Linked DNA regions of Mus musculus: region 2 is linked to region 1. The links are chromatin loops, found by intact Hi-C in ENCODE. Cell type or tissue: gastrocnemius. All regions are shown on one strand. Links, peaks and the distances in the headings refer to the core of each region. The heading gives the core; the rest is flanking DNA. Region 1 holds the start of Gm26901 (a long non-coding RNA gene). Region 2 holds the start of Rb1cc1 (RB1-inducible coiled-coil 1).

Region 1 (9,704 bases), core at 631-8,630:
CTGTCATCCACCAGTACCATGTTTAATGACATTTTCTCCCTTGACGATGGGTCTACTTCTCAGTCTTTTGTGTTTGTGTCTACATACATTTCACATTGAGTTCATTACTGTAACTTTATAATAAAGCTGGGAGTCAGACAGTGGAAGACTTCAACTCCTCTTCAGTTTTGATAGCACATTTAAATAAATAAATGTGGAAATATTGGAGAGGTTTTTTTTTTTACACTTTGAACACTCATATATATCCTCAAAACATCCATTCACTTTTTATAGTAGTGTGCACTAGTTGCTACCAAGCCTGAAGGAGTCTAAAGAGTCTTATAAGTCCTTCTTTTCATATTGTCTTGCAAAATGACTCATATCATTCCATGTCCATGAAGTGGCCTTCTCTCTGAGGTTACATTCATGGGTTCTCAGTACCATGGGGACAGGTAGGTGGAATTACAGAACAGCTCTGCTTTTGAGACTGTCAAGTGACCTTGCTTTCACATTGTTTCTTGATTCCTGAGAGTATGTCTCCTACCTTCAGTGGCTTTATAAGCGGGGTGTGCAGGTGGCTTTTTAAGTGGCAACAAGCTATGTTTAAGTCTTTGGAGCTTCCTGAAAATTACAGACACTCCCACCAACACTCTTGAATTAGATGAAGAAAGAAAGGTCATGTGAATGTTTATATCACAACTCAGGGTAATTTGTGCTGGAAAGAGACCCCCATCCTCTGTTTCTGAATGAAAAGGCTCTCTCCTCTGTTCCCAAAAGTATTGTTTTTAGAACAAAAACAGTTTCAATTGCTGAAAAAGGTATGAATTATTTATTCATCACTCTATTATTATCATTCAATAATAGAATAACATATTCTATTATTATCACCCAATTTATGCTTTTCTTTTTTGTGTGCAAATGTGTGACATATGCCTGTTGGTGTACTGGTATCTGAACCTGTGTGTATGTGATTAGAGGTCAGAGCTAGATGGTGGGCATCTTCCTCGGTCACGCTCCACCTTAGTTTTTGAGACAGGGACTCTTACTGAACCAGATGCTCACTGTTCTGATTAGACTTTCTGGCCAGCAAGTCCCTGGGATTCTCCTGTTTCTGCTCCTTAGCAGGTGACAGGAAAGTGCTGTTGTGAGGGGCTTTTAATGAGGTGATGGAGATCTGATCTCAGGGCCCACACTTGTACAGCAAATGCTCTTATCCTCTGAGCCATCTCCTAGTTCATCCTAATTCACCCCCCTAACCCATACTTTTCTTTCAAAACCAAAGAATCATAAAATTTAATAATGAGGCATTTAGTGGTATGCGATGAATATCTTTCCATAAGAATATCTCGTAGTTACCAATATTATTGGAAGAAGGCCATAAAATATCAATGTTTAGAGGAAATGCTTTTCTCCACTGAATTGTGCATGTCCTAATAGAATGTGCTGGACATAATGTAGTCTCACCTAGTGACTCAGGGACTGTAGTATTTGTGCCTGGACTAAAGGGTCTAATGCGTTCCATGTTTCACTTTCAACACTCCCTTGCTGTTGGAACACCTTTTGTTTCTTAGTGAGATAATGAGATTATTGAACAGCTGTGTTAAAAATCAGAACACCAAGCTTCTTGGGACTGAAAAAAAATCTAAGAGAATATGAGCCTGTTTGGGGCCCAAAGGTGTCTCCAATGAGCTGGTGACATGGCTTGCTTCTTCAGTAACTCAGAGTTCTCAGTTTTGTGATAAATAGTTAAAATAATTGGAAATAACCAGTTGAGCAAGTATAGGGGAGGGAAGGCATAGTGTCTCTATGTGCTAAGCATAAAAGAGTTAAATGTGTAATATGGGGTTTGCATTTGTCAAGAAAGCTGTATACATCTCCTTTGGATATAAGCTCTCGGAAAGAATCCAAGGGTTAAGAGCACTCAGTCTTAGGTTAAGAGTCTTCAGGAAGACCTGCGTTTGGATCCCAGCACCCATGCTTGCCCTGTGGCTCACAACTGCAAATGACTCCAAATCCAGGACATTCAATGCCTCTGGCCTATTTGGTCACCTGCATTAGGGTGCATGCACGCACACCACACACACACACACACACACACACACACACACTACCCAGCCAGTAAAATGGTTGGCACAGGAGCAGAAGGACCTGGATTCAGATCTCCATCACCCATGTAAAAACTCAGGCATGGTGGCCCATATCTACATCCTAGAGCTAGGGAGGTGAAGACAGGAGAGCCCTGGATCTCACTGGCCAGATAGTTTAACTGATCTGGAGAACTCCAGGGTCATTGAGAGACTCTGTTTCCAGCAAACAACATACCCCACAACCCTCTAAAAGCCAGCAAAACAAACAAACAAACAAACAAACAAATGCAAAATAAAAACAAACACAGGCAGAGTACAATGGGGGCAAGCACTCAATGTCAACCTTTGGACTCCAATCACATGATACACATGTCAGTCACTCAGGTTATCAATACTAAGCACCCAATAAATGTCCCTTCAATTAATGAAAAAATACAAGCACTTCATACTTTTTGACCATATTGGCAACATCTACAATTTTTTTCCCTGTTAATGTTGGAATTGTATTACTATCCAATTCATTATGGAAGTTCTGATGACATCACTGTGACTGACATCCACAGTGCACTTGCTCAAGAGGCTACATTTCTGGTTAACCTACTTTATGTTTCAACACTCTTCAGAGTGATTAATTATTCTATTTGTTTCTCCCATCTAGGAATGGGGGCATTTAAAACCCACATGACACTTTATAATGCATGAAATGCCAGATATGATGGTGGTATTGAAAGGCAGATGCAAGATAGAGGTTTTTAAATCAATCTGTCAGATCAAAGGGAAGTATATTCTTCAACTGATATTACCCTTAAAAGCCACAAAAAGTACCAAATTTAATGATGAGAACAAATTAACTGAACCTTCATCAGTCCATCAGTAAAACAATGATCTGAGGATAAGAAAAAAAATTGAATCCACCACAGAAGACAGTGGATTTGGGGTGCTGAGAGGGATGATCAGAAGTTTTCCTTTGAATTTTTAAGTGACTCGTGTGTGTTTGTGTGTGTGTGTGTGTGTGTGTGTGTGTGTGTGTGTGTTGTATACATGTGCGGCTGGAGAGATGCCTCAGAGGATAAGAGCATGTAGTGAACTTCTAGAAGATCTAAGATAGATTCCTAGAATCCATGTCACAAGGCTCATAACCACCTTTAACTGCATTTCTAGGGAATATGAAAATCTCTGACCTCTCTACATGCACCTACACTCACATGTGTATAGCCACACAAAGACAAGCACATGTACACATGATTAAAAATAACTGAATAAATAAATAAATAAATAAATAAATACAGATTTGGGAGCAGCGACAGTATTTTCCCAAGAGGGATGACTCTAACCATTGCATATTCTTTGCTGTTACAGCTTATCCATCTTGGCTCCTGTCCTTACTGTGTGGCTTCACAGTTTTAACAATGACTCCATCCAAAGGTCTCCCCTTCCTCATGTTTCTAAATTTCCCAGTGCCAGAATTATCTGCTTGTTTCTTGGTTTGGGTCTGGTGGACAGGATGATCAACATTAAGTGTATCTGTAAGTCTCAACTGCCTACTCTGGGGTTCTATACCCAAGCCTGACTCCCCCATGGCTTATGCAGCCATGGACTGGATAGATTATGTGTGCCCTCTATATAATACCTATGATAAAACTTAATTTACAAATTAGGCACTAGCAATCAGCCACAACTACTACAAATAAAATAGAACAAATGTATGAATTATGTTGGGAATTTTCCATTCAATAGTTTCTGTCCACAGATAACTGTGGGTAACAAAGGGCATAGAGAACAAAGACATGAACAGGGGTGACTACTTGTATAGCAAAGTCCTGTTCCACAAGCTGGGTGACTACTTAGTCTGTGAGCCAGGCTAAGGCCTAAAATGCCCTGCTCTGATTAATAAATCCCTTGGAAGTTCTGAATATGCTGTGCAGCCAGCGTGTCTGATCTGTCTGTGCTCTCTGATAGAATAATTCTTGATTCTGGCAGTCCATTGAGTTAAAGTGGGGTCAACAGCCTGTTTAGAAAGAAGCACAATGTTTTACATCATTAAGGCTGGGAAATAGCCACAGACATTGAGTGGTTTTCTTTCTAGTCTAGTTCCTATGAAGACAAGATGTCAGCGACCCAAGGATGGCACCCTTAGTAATTTATTAAACCAATGCAAAGAAGGATGCTTTTTCCCGTTTGCATTCTTTCGTTCAGTATTTCTGGAGCCCCAGTACAGGACGGGTTCACGTGTGTCTCCGATGTGTTTTTTTTTTATTATAAGATTTATTAATCTATCTCGCGTCTATGTGAGGTCACTAAATCTGCACAGGGTGTGAGCCTGCGTGGAGTCTCTGGGAATTGAGTGACAGGACCTCTGAGTGCTCCGGCCCCGCCCCAGACATTTAGAGTTTTTTTTTTTTTTTTTTTTTTGGGGGGGAGGGTCAGGGTTTTGCTGCTTTTTTTTTTTTTTTTTTTAAGAGTAGTGTTTAGTGCTCTTGAGTATTTTTATTTAAAATGCTAGGGTTTTATTTGGGGGGTTTAAGAGTGTTAGGGTCGCCAGGCAGGGGTGGCACACGCCTTTCATCCCAGCAGCGCTTGGGAAGAGGCAGAGGCAGTGGATCTCTGAGTTCGAGGCCAGCCTGGGCTACAGAGTGAGCTCCCACACGATAAGCACACGAGACTTTTTAATTTTATATAAAAATCACGGCCGCCCGCCCGTGTCTCTGCAGACGCGGATTTCTCCGGGGGTGGGGGGGCGGTTTCAGTCTCTGGGGGCCCCAGGTGGCCCGGCGAGTGGACGTCATCCTTCCCTGGGGGTCGCAGTCCCCCACCCACGGCGGGCAGGCGGGCGGGCAGGAAGGCGGGTGGGCAGCTCACCGCCATCTGTGAGGGGAGCCGAGGCGCCCTCTGCTGGCCTGTGGGTGTCATGGCGGTGGCAGGGCGCGCCCTTCCGTTTCCCAGGACCCCCACGAGTGGGCGGGGAGGGCGTCAGCTAAGACCAGAGTGGGGTCTCACCTGAGTGAGCATGAGGCGGGGGCGGGGCCTGGGGCGGCTGCAGGCATCAGCGGCGGCACCGCCCCCTCGGGGTGATTGACACGATGGAAGGGGAAGCCGGGCCCCGCCCACCGCGCGGCGTGGACCTGAAGCCTCTGTATTCCTTTATAGAGGGAAAAAAAGCCTCAGACACTGCCTCTTGTCAGACATGGACGGTGGGTGTGTGTGGGGGAGGGGGGGGGGAAGAAATCCAGCCTTCCATTGGAAGGCGCGGCTGTCAGTCACAGCCGGGCGGGCGGGACTTCTGGCGCTATTCCCTGCTCCTGGAAATAGCAAGTGGGGAAGCTTCCTGATTGAAAGCCGCTGCCGTCAATCACGACCGAGCGGGCGGGACTTCCTGCCACAGACTGGAACTCTCACGTGGCGCGGGTGCACAGAACTGAGCCTTCCGTTTTCCCGCCTCTACCACCCGAAAACTGCCCGGCAAGGGTCTCTCCGCCTTTGTGAGCGCCGCTGTCCCGGGGACCGCGGATTGGAAGCAGGAAGTCACTGGCCGCGGACAGAATCTCTCTCTCCTTCCATCTCAGGTCAGTGCAGGTGCGGGCACGCCCCTGCCTCAGCCCCTAGGCATGCTGGGAGTTGTAGTTCTGTCCCAGTTTTGGGTTCTCTGAGCCCCGCTCCCCTCTTTTTTCTCTAAGACTGGGTTGTTATTTTTTTCTAATTACTTTTTATTTTTAATTTTTGAATGTTTAAATTTTATTTATTTATTTATTCATCTATTTATTTCTTTATTGAATTTAATTTTGTTTTTTCCCATAGTTGGTGTCTCTGGGCTTAACCCTGAGACAGATGCTCTGGCGCGCCACCCGGTGGCGACAGGTTATCACTGCAACACTCCCCTTTTGTGTGTGTGTGTGTGTGTGTGTGTGTGTGTGTGTGTGTGTTTGTTTTCGAGACAAGGTTTCTCTCGCCCCTTTGTGTGTGTTTGTGTGTTTGTTTTCGAGACAAGGTTTCTCTGTGTAGCCCTGGCTGTCCTGGAACTCACTCTGTAGACCAGGCTGGCCTTTAAGTCAGAAATCCACCTGTCTCTGCTTCCCCAGTGCTGGGATTAAAGGCGTCCGCCACTACCACCTGCCTGGTTTTGGTTTTTTTGTTTGTTTGTTTGGTTTTTGTTTGTTTGTTTGGTTTTTCCCCAAGACTTGGTTTCTCTGGATTTAACCCTGAGACAGTTGCTCTCGCACGCCACCCGGTGGCGACAGGTTGTCACTGCAATGCTCCCGCTCGCTTTTTGTTTGCTTTTTGTTTTGTTTTGTTTTTTGTTTTTTTTTTGAGGCTGGGTTTCTCTGTGTAGCCCTGGAACTCACTCTGTACTCTAGGCTGGCCTCGAACTCAGATCCCACAGTTAAGAGACTTTTAATTGTAAAGACTTTGGATTTTAAAAGATATTGGATATTTTTAAAGGATTGAACTTTTAATATGTAAAGACTGGGACTTTTAAGAACTAAGGGTTGAGGCTTACTAGTGATGTGTTTGTGTGTCAAGTTGACAAGGGGTCAATTGTACTGGCTGGTTGTGTGTCAACTTGACACAGCTGGAGTTACCACAGAGAAAGGAGCTTCAGTTGAGGAAATGCCTCCATGAGATCCAGCTGTAAGGCATTTTCTCAATTAGTGATCAAGGGGGAAAGGCCCCTTGTGGGTGGGACCATATCTGGGCTGGTAATCTTGGTTCTATAAGAGAGCAGGCTGAGCAAGCCAGGGGAAGCAAGCCAGTAAAGAACATCCCTCCATGGCCTCTGCATCAGCTCCTGCTCCCTGACCTGCTTGAGTTCCAGTCCTGACTTCCTTGGTGATGAACAGCAGTGTGGAAATGTAAGCTGAATAAACCCTTTCCTCTCCAACCTGCTTCTTGGTCATGATGTTTGTGCAGGAATAGAAAATGGAAAACAGGGTGTTAGGGGTCAGCGGACACCAAGCGAGACAGAGTATATAAGGATGTGATAACAGTAAGGAGCGTAATATATAACATGATAATAATATATGGTATAAACATATGCTTTTATGACAATTTTTCATATTTAAAATAATAAAAGCAATAATAATAATATTTTAAATTTTAAGTTCAAATTTATATTTTCCTGGATGTATGCATCCGCAGTCTGGAGTTTGTACTTCTGAATACTTTTTTAAAAGTTTTTTATATAATAAAAGTGATCTGTAACGTGTGATAATAATATGTAGTGTATGTAACCCATTGGACAGTATATTACAATATAATAGCAGAAAAGTAATATGTAATATGTAGTATAATATACATAATATATAGTATATAATAAAATATATATTTTAAAATGATATATAATATAATATATCTAATATATAATAAAATAATTTTATACAAGATAAGTCCAAGCAAGGCCCACTGCAGAGCACAGTGGGCGGTTCCCAACACCCGGTGCCTCAGGCTCCATGCTCTGTACCACTCAGGCAGGTTTGCCTACCACAAAACCATACTCACACTGAGAAACAACAAAAACAGGAAGAAAATCCTGATGTCACGGCCACTTCCAGTTACGATATGGTCACTTCTGGTCTTGCTGTAGTCACTTCCTGTGATGACACGGTCACTTCTGGTCCCTTCTGGTCACAGTGTGGCCGCTTCATGTGACAACATGGTCACTTCCAATCAGGGTATAGTCACTTCCTGTCACCGTGAAGCTACTTCCTGTCCCCGTATTCTCACATCTGGTCACAGTATGGTCACATCCCATCATGGTGGAGTCACTTCCTGCATCTTAATTATGTCTATGGAATATAACGTATGTTTTATTTGTAAATATTTGTCTTTTTAAATTTATCAGTTTTTATACAAACCTTTAAATTTACACATATATTCACATATGTTCACTTATATATTGAAATTTGTATATATATATTTATCAATATTAATATACATATCGCATATATGTAAATGTAATATATTACAGATATAATGTAAATAATATAAATAGTTTAAGTATATATTTATGTTTATATACATAACAATATATATAATTATATATGACATATATTAAAATATTTATATATGTATTATATGTTTCATTTATATACATTTTATATTTATAAATATTATATAAATATTTATATATGAAATATACATATATTTCATATACTATAAATATGTATATTTACAATTAATAAAATTAAAATATATAAAATATGTATAAATGTATACACATATACATACATTATATATGAGCTTGGTACCTGCCATGTCAGTGTCCTGTGCATATATATGATGTAATGTATACATTATATATGATGTGATGTATACATTATATATGGTGTAATGTAAAAGTATACACATACATGTATATCTGTATATATGTTTAGGTATACACATATATATGCATATATATGTCTATGTACATATGTATATGCATGTATGCATATGTTATATATGTATGTATATATATAAATATATGTATACATGGCTATGTATATACATATATAAGCATATGTATATATAGGTATAGGTATACCTGTGTGTATATATATACATATATATATACACAATATATAATGTGAGTATATGTATGTATAGGTATATGTTATAAACATACTTATATATTTATATGTAACTATATAAAAATGTATGTATATGTATATATATTTTTATATGTATAGTTATATGTATATAAATGTATATACACAGGTATATATATGTATATATATATAGGTATAGGTATATATGTATATGTATATGTGTTTGTATATATATTAATATGTGTATACATATGTATATATATTTATATGTGTATATATATATGTATAAGTATATATGACTGGAATCCCATATCACACAATCTTGACTTTCGTGAACAGCAAGGAACTGGAGTCGCATTGATTACTGATTGGTAACCTGAGCACCACCCGGATCAATACCGACATGGACCCACTGTGCGCACGTCCCTTACAGAGATACAGACAACACTCAAAGTTTGCAATGGTAGGAAAGTGAACAGACCAGCAGAGTTCATTGCTTTTCACAGGTCCTCCAAGGTCTGTTGGAAAACAGAGTGTTAGGGGTCAGCAGACACCTTTTTTTTTTTTTAATGTTTTTTTATGGTCTTTTTAGTGTTCTAGTGTTGTTGTAGAGTTTCAGGATTTTTTTTAGGGTTTTAGAATTTTTTAGGGTCTTTTTAGAGTTCTCATGTTTTCTTTTTTTTTCTTTCTTTCTTTTTTTTTTTTTTTTTTTTTTTTTTTACAATTTTAGGGTTTTAAAAAATGTTTAATAAGTATTTTAAAAGTTTTTTGTTTTTTGGTTTTTTTTTTTAGTTTTTTATGGGTCTTTTAGGGTTTGTGGCGCACACCTTTAACTCACAGCACTTGGGAGGCAGAGGCAGGCAGATTTCTGAGTTTGAGGCCAGCCTGGTCTACAGAATGAGTTCCAGGACAGCCAGGGCTACACAGAGAAACCCTGCCTCAAAATCAAAAAAAAAAAAAAAAAAAAAAAAAAAAAAAGTTTTTTAGCTTTTTAGGGATCTTTTAGTGTTTGTTTAAAGATACTAGGGTTTTGGGGGGGTATCTTTTTTTTAAGGTTTTAGGTTTCTTTTAGGGTGTTTTAAGTATTTTAGAGTTTTTAGGGGTTTGTTGGGGATTT
Region 2 (9,704 bases), core at 557-8,556, 1.2 Mb after region 1:
CATATACATAAAATAAATAAATCTAAACAAACAAACAAACCAAAAAACGAACTGGGTGTCAGTCTCTGCAAATCAGGTGTACCACCTTTTAGGTGGCCCAGACCAACAACTGGGTGTCAGCCTCTGCAAATTAGATCACCCCATATACAGCTACCAGGAGAAAACAGTAGGACTGCCATCTTCTTCACAAAGAAAATCTGTTTCATAAAGGTTCATATCTTAAGTGTTTGCCTTCTCTGACACTAGGTAAGCATGCTCAGGTAAGCATTACACGGAGATAACTAATATAACATGCTTGTAACCAAAACAGAACAGAAATACTTTTAAATCAGAAATGGAATTCAGTAGTAGAGTAGGCACATTCATATACACAATAATCTGGTTTTATAATACTGAGGTCAGCCAGGTCTACATAGTTAAGAGTGTCTGTCTGATGACTGTCGCCTGAGAAGCCTTGTTAGAGCCTCCTTACAAATACAGAGGCAGATGCTCACAGCCAACCTTTGAACTGGGCTTGGGGTCCCTAATAGAAGAGTCAGAAAACGGCCTGGAGGAGTTGAAGGGGTTTGCAACCCTATAGGAAGCACAACATTATCAACCAGCTAGACCCCCGAGCTCCCAGAGAATAAGCATCAACAAAGGAGTACACATGGCTCCTCCTGCATATGTAGCAGAAGGTGGCTTGTCATGCATCAGTGGGAGGAGAGGTCCCTTGGTCCTATGAAGGCTTGATAGATGCCCCAGAGGGCAAGGGAGGTGGGAGTGGGTGGATGAACACCCACATAGAAGGGAGGATGGGATAGGGTGTTTCCAGAAAGGGGAGGAACTGGGAAAGGTGATAACATTTGAAATGTAAATAAGGAAAATACCCCCCCCCAAAAAAAGTCTCGGTTTGTGACTGTCTCTCTCCTTCGTTCTACAGATGGTGTTGGATCTCTCTAGAGCTGGACTTACAGCAGGTGGTGAGCAATATAAAGTGAGTGCTGGAACTGAACTGGGGTCCTCTGGAGAAGTGAGTGCTCTTAACTGCTGATACATTTCAAGCCCCCAAATATTTAAAGATTACATTTATTTTATGAGTCAATTTGCCACAGTACTTGTGAAGATTAAAGAACAAGTAATGATATTCAGTTTTGTTTCCACCATAATGCCATACATACTATCATGTATCTTACCTGAACTGCATAATATAAAAATAATTTTACACTACGGCACTAACATTCTGGCATCATATCTAATTCATCAAAACTATATAAAATCCATGACTTTAGAGAACATTTTCTAATTGTATATTTTACTTTACAGTGTATATTAACTATGAAACAAAACCCAAATTACCTATAATACTGAATTAGCTTTTACTCTATCAGACCAAGACTATAAACACAGGGCAGTATCAAATGTCATTTGCTGTCACCAAAGGCTATGGGAAGAACAGAATAGTAGTGAATTATAATCTGGATACATATTCTTTGGGCAGCTACTGACCAATTTTTATATGGATAGTGAAGGAAAAACTGATGTCTCAAACAATGAAAACAGATCACTACGTTTTTGTTTTCATAATTACAAGTCAATAATATTAGAATTAAATCCAGCAAAAATCAGTAATCTTAAGGGCACTCATTAAACATCTGAGAAAGCTGAAACTACTAAGTCTCCTTATGACCACTCAAGTTCTGCACACACTTGCAGACTCACTAAACTTAACAGAAGGGTAAAAAGGAAAAGTAATGCTTTTAGGACCTTAGACAATAATCAGTTTTATGATAAGCAAACTACGCTTCCTAGGTCCATAATGCAAAAAGAATTCTAGAGAAATGTGCTAAGTACTATGATTTTATCTAAAAAGTACATTGCATAACCCAACATGCCACAATCTGCTTCTCTAACCTCCTTTCTAAACCAGCAATTGATATTGGTCATTTTTCCTTCTTTAAAATGCCCAAGGGTTATCTAAACACACACATATGAGATATATGTTACTCTAGTTCAGTGTTATTTACAGGTGTACTTTGTAAGATCAATCAACATGTGAGGAACAGATTCGAGTTCAACTGTTTCCCAGACTTGCTATATCGACTGACACTCAACTCTGTGCCTTTACACATGCAGGGTCCATGAGCCATTTTAAAAAAAAACAAAAAAAAAAAACTACAGCTCGGTGTGGTGGCACACGCCTATAATCCCAGCACTCGAGGCAGAGGCAGGTGGATTTCTGAGTTCAAGGCCACCCTGGTCTACAAAGTGAGTTCCAGGACAGCCGGGGCCATACAGAGAAACCCTGTCTTGAAAAACAAACAAACAAACAAAAAAAAAAAACCAAAAAAAATTACTATGCATAAAACTTGAATGTTAGCCGGGCATAGTGGCGCACGCCTTTAATCCCAGCACTTGGGAGGCAGGCGGATTTCTGAGTTCGAGGACAGCCTGGTCTACAGAGTGAGTTCCAGGACAGCCACAGAGAAACCCTGACTCGAGAAAAAAAAAAAAAAAGCAAAAAACAAAAACCAAACAAACAAAAAAACTTGAATGTCTACAGAATGCCTCTTCCTACTACTACCCCTCAATCCTGGCATTCTATCTTCAGTAACCTCTCATGGAATATGCCTTTAATCAGAGCCTTCCATATTTTTTATTTCTTCTCTCTCTCATACCTCCAAATGGGTCCTTTTGTCAAGTAGACATAGCTTCTTAAATTCTCAAGACAATAAGACACCTTATCCAAAATTTCAAACCCACCCTCCAATAGAGACACACACTTCTTAATCTTGGCTTGCTTCTATGTTCACTTATGTTCTCACTTTTCTTCTGAATGATAAGAGACTGGAGTTTGCCTGCTGCTGAATAATTAATTACCAAGGCATCACTAATGAATACTTACCACAGCTTACTCTGAGATGTGTCAAGTCTTGGCAAAAGGGGGCCAAGAGCTGAAGGTCAACCTCAACTACAATGTACACCTCTAAGCAAAGCTCTCTTAATCAGGTAGTCGTTGAAACATTTTCCTCTCAGGTCTAACAGTGGCTCAGGGATATTACACCTTACAGAGCATGCTGGAAACTGAGTTTTAGTCCTAGCAGTACACACTAACAAGGCAAGAAACAAAACAAATAAACAAAAACAACTGGGGGAGACACCAGTCCTTTCATCTTTTGTCCTTTGGCTTTTACAGATCTATGTGTAAAGTCAATCTGCTGTGCATTCAAACCCTGATGTTTGCCATAAAGAGTGCTGCCTGTTCCCTCCATCTCCCCCCACCCCAAGAGAACCCTCTTCTCTCCAGGCAGAGGGCTGCTTCATTGTCTTCCCTAACTCAAAATAAAACAAAATTTTTAAATTTTGCCTAAGTCCACTAACCAATTACATTAATAAGATTTATCAATGTAAATGCTACATTATGGGCCTGACACACCCATGGCATAACTATGTAAATACCATTTATTTTGTTTTTCTTTTTTCAAGACATGTTCTCGCTATGATTCCCAAGACCACCTTAACTTACTGAGTAACTCAAATAACTTAAAGCCATCTTTCTGTCTCAGCCTCCTGGAATGTTGAGATGAATATAGCAGCTACCTTCTAAGCCTTGGCTAACGTTTAAAACAGATATAAATGCTAAAAAACATAACAAAAACTTAATTGGAAAGCGATGATTTGCGTTGTATTTGGTAATAAGACTAAATAAAATATTTCACACATAACAAGTCCATTTATAGATCCCCTCCCCCAAAAAGAAAAACCACCTACTGAAATACAGTACCAACATTTGACTAGGAACACAGATTGGTTCATTTTTAGGCTGCTTCTAAACTGCTTGCTAGCTTTGCAAACCCTCAGATAAGTAAGTCTCACCAATTCTTTACAGAAAATGGTTAGCAAAATGTATAAATTTTAACGCTCATAATAGACTTGTCAACATCCGCACCCAACTGAATGTCTTGCAGGGACTCTATCAATAAGTGAGTCCACGAGTGTTCCGTGGCATCAGTCCTATGTACCAGTTCATGGAATGATCACATTTTAAAGACTCATGACGGAAGGGACAGGATTACGAAACCATAAACAGTCACCATAGCACATCCACCACTCTGTAGAGAAAGTACTGACAGCACGTTCGAAAGCTGTCATTTGTACCAAGTTTTGGTACTCCCATAAGCCCCCACCCCAAATCCATCTGCGGGGCGAGCGAGGCTGAGTCATTCCAAGGAGTAACTTTACACCGATGCTTGCACTCCGGGGTCGGGACAAAGGCATCACCTCTAGGTTCCTCCCGTCAGGGCACTCCGGCCCTGGCCCAAACCCTCTCCGGTTTCCCGAGCCCGACACTCCAGTGCACCGAGCCCTGGAGACGGAGGCCGCGATTCAGGCCTCGGGTGAGCACCGGCGTCCTGCCGCTCCCGCGATCCTGTCAGCGGCCAGCGGGCCTCAGGGTCCCCGTAGGACTGCCGCGGCGACCCTCCGAGCCGGCGCCGCCAGACGCTCCGGCGAACCCGTCAGGTGCTGAGCGGCCGGGCCAAGCCCGCCGCCAGATGGGAGCAGGGGCGGCACTTACCCGGCAGCGCCTCCTCCGCCCGCGGCAGCAACACAGCCGGCGGCCCTCCGCACCATCTTCTGCCGCCGCCCTGGCCTCGGCGGCGGCTATCAACCGCCCCTGCGGCGCCGCCAACCGACACAACCGTCGGCGCCCAGCCGCCGAGTACCCGGCGAGGCCCGGAAGGATGGGAGTCGGGCGCAGCCGCTGCTCCGGCCCCTCGGCTCCGCGCGGGGACCCGAGTCCGCCGGCCGAGGCACTGAGAGCTTGGCAGGGCTGGGTCGCGGCCGCCGTGGGGTTTGTTATTGTCGACTCGGCCTTTCCGCCGCAGAGCACGCCGGGAAACAGCCAGCCGGGGGAGGGGTGACTCAGGTGTCTGCGCAGATCCGGAAGTCGCTGGGCTGGCCGGACGGGCGCGGCTCGGTCGGCGAGCGTAGTCCCTGGCTGGCAACTTGTCTGTCCTTCCCTGACCCTGGAAGGTATTTCGGTGCTTGCCTTGGACGGCCCCAAGGTGAGCGTGACCTTCTGGCCGCGGCAGACCGACCTCGCCAAACCTGGGGCAGCCCCAACAGGGGAACCGGAGGCTGACGAGTGAGCACCAGCACAGATCTGGGGCCCTCATCTGCTGCCCCGAAATCAGCCGACTGTCACCTGGGCCACTCGTACCGGGACTGCCAGAATGGCAGGCTACTCGGAAAGTATGCCTGGCATCTTTGCAAGGGTGGGGCGGCCCAGAGTCAGACCAGGTAAGTAAAGAGCACGTCCAGAAGAGGAACCGAAGCAAAGTGGACTGTACTGTAAGCGGCACGACCGAACAATACTGAGGTCGATAATAGGTCAACAGCATCAAGATTAGAGAAGAGAATGTCAGCTTATGAGAACATTACATTTGTATTCGGGCTTAGGCAAGGACTTGAAACTACAAAACTTGAGTTTGATGAGAAGATGTTTGTTACAAGCAGGCTCATCAATTATGTGACGTAAACACGTATTAAATTACTATTCCCAGGAATATCTGATAGAGGTAAAAGTTTAGGAATGGTCTCTCTAAGCCAACAGTTAGCGGTTCCCGACAAAATGAGACATAAGGGGTATTAAACTGATTGAGATCTGCAGTTCTTTATTGTGATAGACACTGGAAAAACAGTAGTTGTGTTTTAAGAGTTGTTTAGAAAGGAGCTTGTTGCTTATCTCACTTTGTTTTTAACTTTGCACTTCTGCCATATCCCAGAAAAATCTTGTATGCACACTGTTATACATATTGAGTATTTTTTAAACTGGAATTTTAGTACATTACACCAGCAAATAAAGCAAAAATGGAAAAAGAACAAGCACTCAATTTTTGTGCACCAGGGGAAGTAGTGAATTGGCAAGACTAAAGAGAAGAAAAATTGTTAGTATATTAACAAATGTAAGCTATATTGCAGTCTAGCTAGAACAATGAAGATCAAAGCTGGCCGGGTGGTGCACATACCTTTAATCCCTTCTCTCAGAAGCTGAGGCCTGCTCTACAGAATGAGCTTCAGGGAGCCAAGGCTACACAGAAAAAGGAAAATCAGGGCCGGTGAGATGGCCCAGAGGGTAAGGAGATCTACTGACTACCAAAACTGACAACCTGAGTTTCATCCTAGGACTGACGTCGTGGGAGGAGAGAACCACTCCTTGAAGTTCACACACACTAAAAAGAGCACCAAAGAGCTGTGTTTCCTCACAGTTAATAAGTACCATTGAATAGCAGAAATGTACTCCAGTTTCAAGTGTTAAAGTACCACTTGTCATGTTGTATACGTGGCCCAAACTTCTCTGGGAAACTGTTAATACAAATGTCTGTTACTTTATACTCTGAAGTGAATGTTTAGAGTTTATATGCATCTCAAATTATTTAGTAAGACTAAAGTGAAAATATGTTATATGAATTTTGCTAAGCAACATAGATAAATGTTAATAATCATGCATATCCATAAGTTTTCTGTCACAAGCTATTTTTCCTCATCCTCTTGAGCATTCTATTCTCCATAATAAACAAAAACAAACTCCTGCAATACTATGTGAAGCTTCGGGGCTTTTCTCAATGAAACTTCAAACAGATTTACAAGGACCATAGAATGATCTTTCATGGGGAGTGCAGAAACATCATTTCAACTTACTAAAGCATGGGCCGTTCTGCCTTCCCCCTCCTTGTGTTATCTCTATCCTATTGCTTGTAAACTCCTATCCATTTACTGTATTCTTTTTCCCCACTTCTCAATTAGAATATACTGTGGGTGATGTGAAGGTTGGTTTCTGTATAAGACTACTTATTCTTGGCTTCCACTGAATTTTTAATTTAGTATCTGTCAATGTTTCAGTGAATTTTCAAGGAACAACTAAAAGTGCTTTTTACCAAGAACAGAACTGACTCCGTTCCTCCACATGTATGTGTGTACAATCAATTGAATCAAATGTAATTTTTAAAGTGAATTTTTTTTTTTTTTAGTTTTATAACTGGAGGAATTATGCAGTCTGAGTACTACAAATCATTTGAATTTTTAAGTCTCTTTTTCTCAGCTTAAACTTAAGCGTCTTCTAGTCTTTATCAGACATGTCTGTAATTCTGGATCTTTTAAGTGTTTAACATGCTGATTGTAAGCTCTTCTTTAAATATTAACCCCACCCCTGAATAATGATACGCATTCAGTACTAACATTTGTTAGCAGCACCTTACAACTTGCTCAAGCCCTCTTCTTCTGTCTGGCCTTGTATTAGCACTCATTATTTTTCTATCAAGAACCATCCAATTATGTCTCTTCCCTTCCTAAGGATTGTCACTGGTTTTGTTTTGTAGATGGATAAAACTTGAACATAGCACAACATATCTTGTCTGGATTGGGTTTAGGTACCAACTCATCTCACACTATACTTGATTAAATTCTCCTCTGATGAATCTTTAAATTGGATGGATTTTTAAAATTCATAGGACTCTGGAGAGAATGACACAAATTATGAGGCATTTATAGAATACAATAAATTCTGTAAATATTAAATGTTAATATTTAATATCATTAATAACACATTTTAATATTTAAAGCCAAGTAAGTTTCTATGAAAAATTCTTGCCCTCAGATGTCTCAAAGGCCATTCAAACAAAACTGCAAGGATAGTTGCATCTGAGGCAGTAATACTTTCTATTCTTTATTCTCCCAATCCTAGTATTGACCCACCATTGATTTTTATCACTATCTAATAGCTTGAAAAACCATTTGATTCTGTGACAGGAGCCAGATCTTGAGATCCATACTATATTTCGATTTCATACTTCTGGCAGTGCTTGTTATTGTTGATTTTTTAAATGTACTTTTTTATTGAAAATACGAAAGTATTCTTAGATTTGTGTCTCTTGGATTTTACATTACAGTTCTACTTAGCTGTCTTAACTAATCTAGATTTTATCATTTACCCTCAGTTTTACAAATGAGGGATTGATTTATGAAGACCAATCAATACACTTCTAATTAGTGTTCCTTAGTAAAAGGAGTGTAAAAGTAAAACCAGGTGGTGAGTTCTAAGGCCATAACCATACTACACAATCCTGCCCCTTACTTTGGTATCAATTCAAATTAAGGTCTTAAAAGGGTATGAACTTGAAAGTTTAGAAGTAAACCAAGTTTCTCAATGATAGAACTATTTTGTGGGCATAGGGCAGGGAATAGCTCAGTTAATTCACAGGCCATTCTGTGGATGTTATGTTTTTTAAAAATGTATTTTAGTATTCTATTTGGATATTCTCTCTGCATGTATGACGACCATGCACCATGTGCATGCTTCATGCTTAGAGACCAAAAGAGGGCACTGGATCCTCTGGCATTGGAATTACAAAAAGCTGTGGGTGCTGGGACCTGAACATGCTCTTTGGAAGAGCAGCCAATGCTCTAGGTGGCTGAGTCTAGAGCCCACTCTAGCTCCACATTTTCTGATTTTTGACATCTCTGGCTTCCATCACCTGATACTCTTAGCCATAACTGTCTGTCTTCAGACCCCAGGACAAGGAGCTGAAGTGCATATTTTACATACCAAAGCAGACCTGGCCTCCAGCTTCTCCCAGCATCCCTCTGTCCCTATCTGATATACCCTGCCCCCAACCTTGAACTTTCTAGTTTAGGAGCTTGGGCTGTTCTTCCCCCAGAGACTCTTCCCTATATAATCCATACATTTTGCACCACCCTCGCTGGATGTGCTCTTTTTCTTCCCCCTCCCCTCTTTCTCCCTCCTCATGGCTGCAAATCTGCCCATGTATACTTTGGCTTATTTACTAGTGGAGAAATAACTTACTATTGATAATGCCTCTGCAGACACTCTAGTACTCCCAGGACAGAAAAATCAATTCCTTTCCTGATTAACAATTTATATCATGCTACACCATACACCTACTGAAATTGTATTTCAGAAAAAAATTAGAAGACATGGAATCAGCCAGATGGTGGTGGCGCACACCTTTAATCCCAGCACTCGGGAGGCAGAGGCCAGCCTGGTCTACAAAGTGAGTTCAAGGACAGCCAGGGCTATACAGAGAAACCCTGTCTCGAAAAACAAACAAACAAACACACAAAGGCATGGAATCAGACTACTGTAATTCCCATTTTTATGGTTATCTCTGGAAATCTGTGAATGAGGATCCTAAAATCTTGCCATTCATTTCCTAGGCATATTAAACTTCAATCATGGTAGCTTAGAAAATAAAATTCTAAAGATTTCTAAAAAGATTTTATTTCTAAAACAATCTAAAATGATGATATAAACATGAGGTAGTGGTATGATTTAAAAAAAAAAGTAATGGAATTTATCAAAACTTCTTTGCTCCACTTTGGGTTTTCAAGGTAGGGTTTCCCTGTGTAGCCCTGGATGTAGAACTAAACTCTGTGGACTGGCTGACCTTGAACTCAGAGATCTGCCTGCCTCTACTGAGTGCTGGGATTAAAGGCTTATGGCACTACCTCCAGCAATCAAAACTCTTAAAATACAAAGGGATACTTTTTTCTTATTTGTACCTATTCTATATTTTTTAAACCATGTATGTTCTATATCTTTTAAACTGTGTATCTTTTGTAACCTATAATAAAATTAAGGCTTCTTTCTAGTTTCCTGAAATCATTTTATTTTAGTAGCATTTGTTTTCAATCTTATATCCTCAAGT

Evidence for each region. A loop is a pair of places that touch in the nucleus more often than their neighbours do. Peaks named below come from ENCODE experiments on the same cell type or tissue, not always from the same donor. Only the 100,000 strongest peaks of a DNase experiment are listed, where the experiment ranks them.
Region 2: it touches region 1 in a loop (6-fold over the local background); 5 of 42 quality-filtered maps call a loop at or near these places.

The regions. Positions count from the first base shown.
Region 1 is chr1:7,393,643-7,403,346 of GRCm38, reverse strand. It overlaps Gm26901 (a long non-coding RNA gene), which reads left to right and starts at 5,251. Exons shown (of 3, transcript XR_865172.2): 1 at 5,251-5,629. In gastrocnemius, for the core only: CTCF peaks have their summits at 4,979 (motif pointing left), 5,862 and 6,318; DNase peaks (open chromatin) are centred at 5,366, 5,640, 5,896, 6,281 and 2 more places; H3K4me3 peaks cover 1,942 bases; H3K27ac peaks cover 1,847 bases.
Region 2 is chr1:6,209,809-6,219,512 of GRCm38, reverse strand. It overlaps Rb1cc1 (RB1-inducible coiled-coil 1), which reads right to left and starts at 4,851. Exons shown (of 24, transcript NM_009826.4): 1 at 4,556-4,851. It overlaps 4732440D04Rik (a long non-coding RNA gene), which reads left to right and starts at 2,901. Exons shown (of 2, transcript XR_001778783.2): 1 at 2,901-2,957; 2 at 4,113-9,647. In gastrocnemius, for the core only: a CTCF peak has its summit at 4,576; DNase peaks (open chromatin) are centred at 4,597 and 4,868; H3K4me3 peaks cover 4,096 bases; H3K27ac peaks cover 4,064 bases.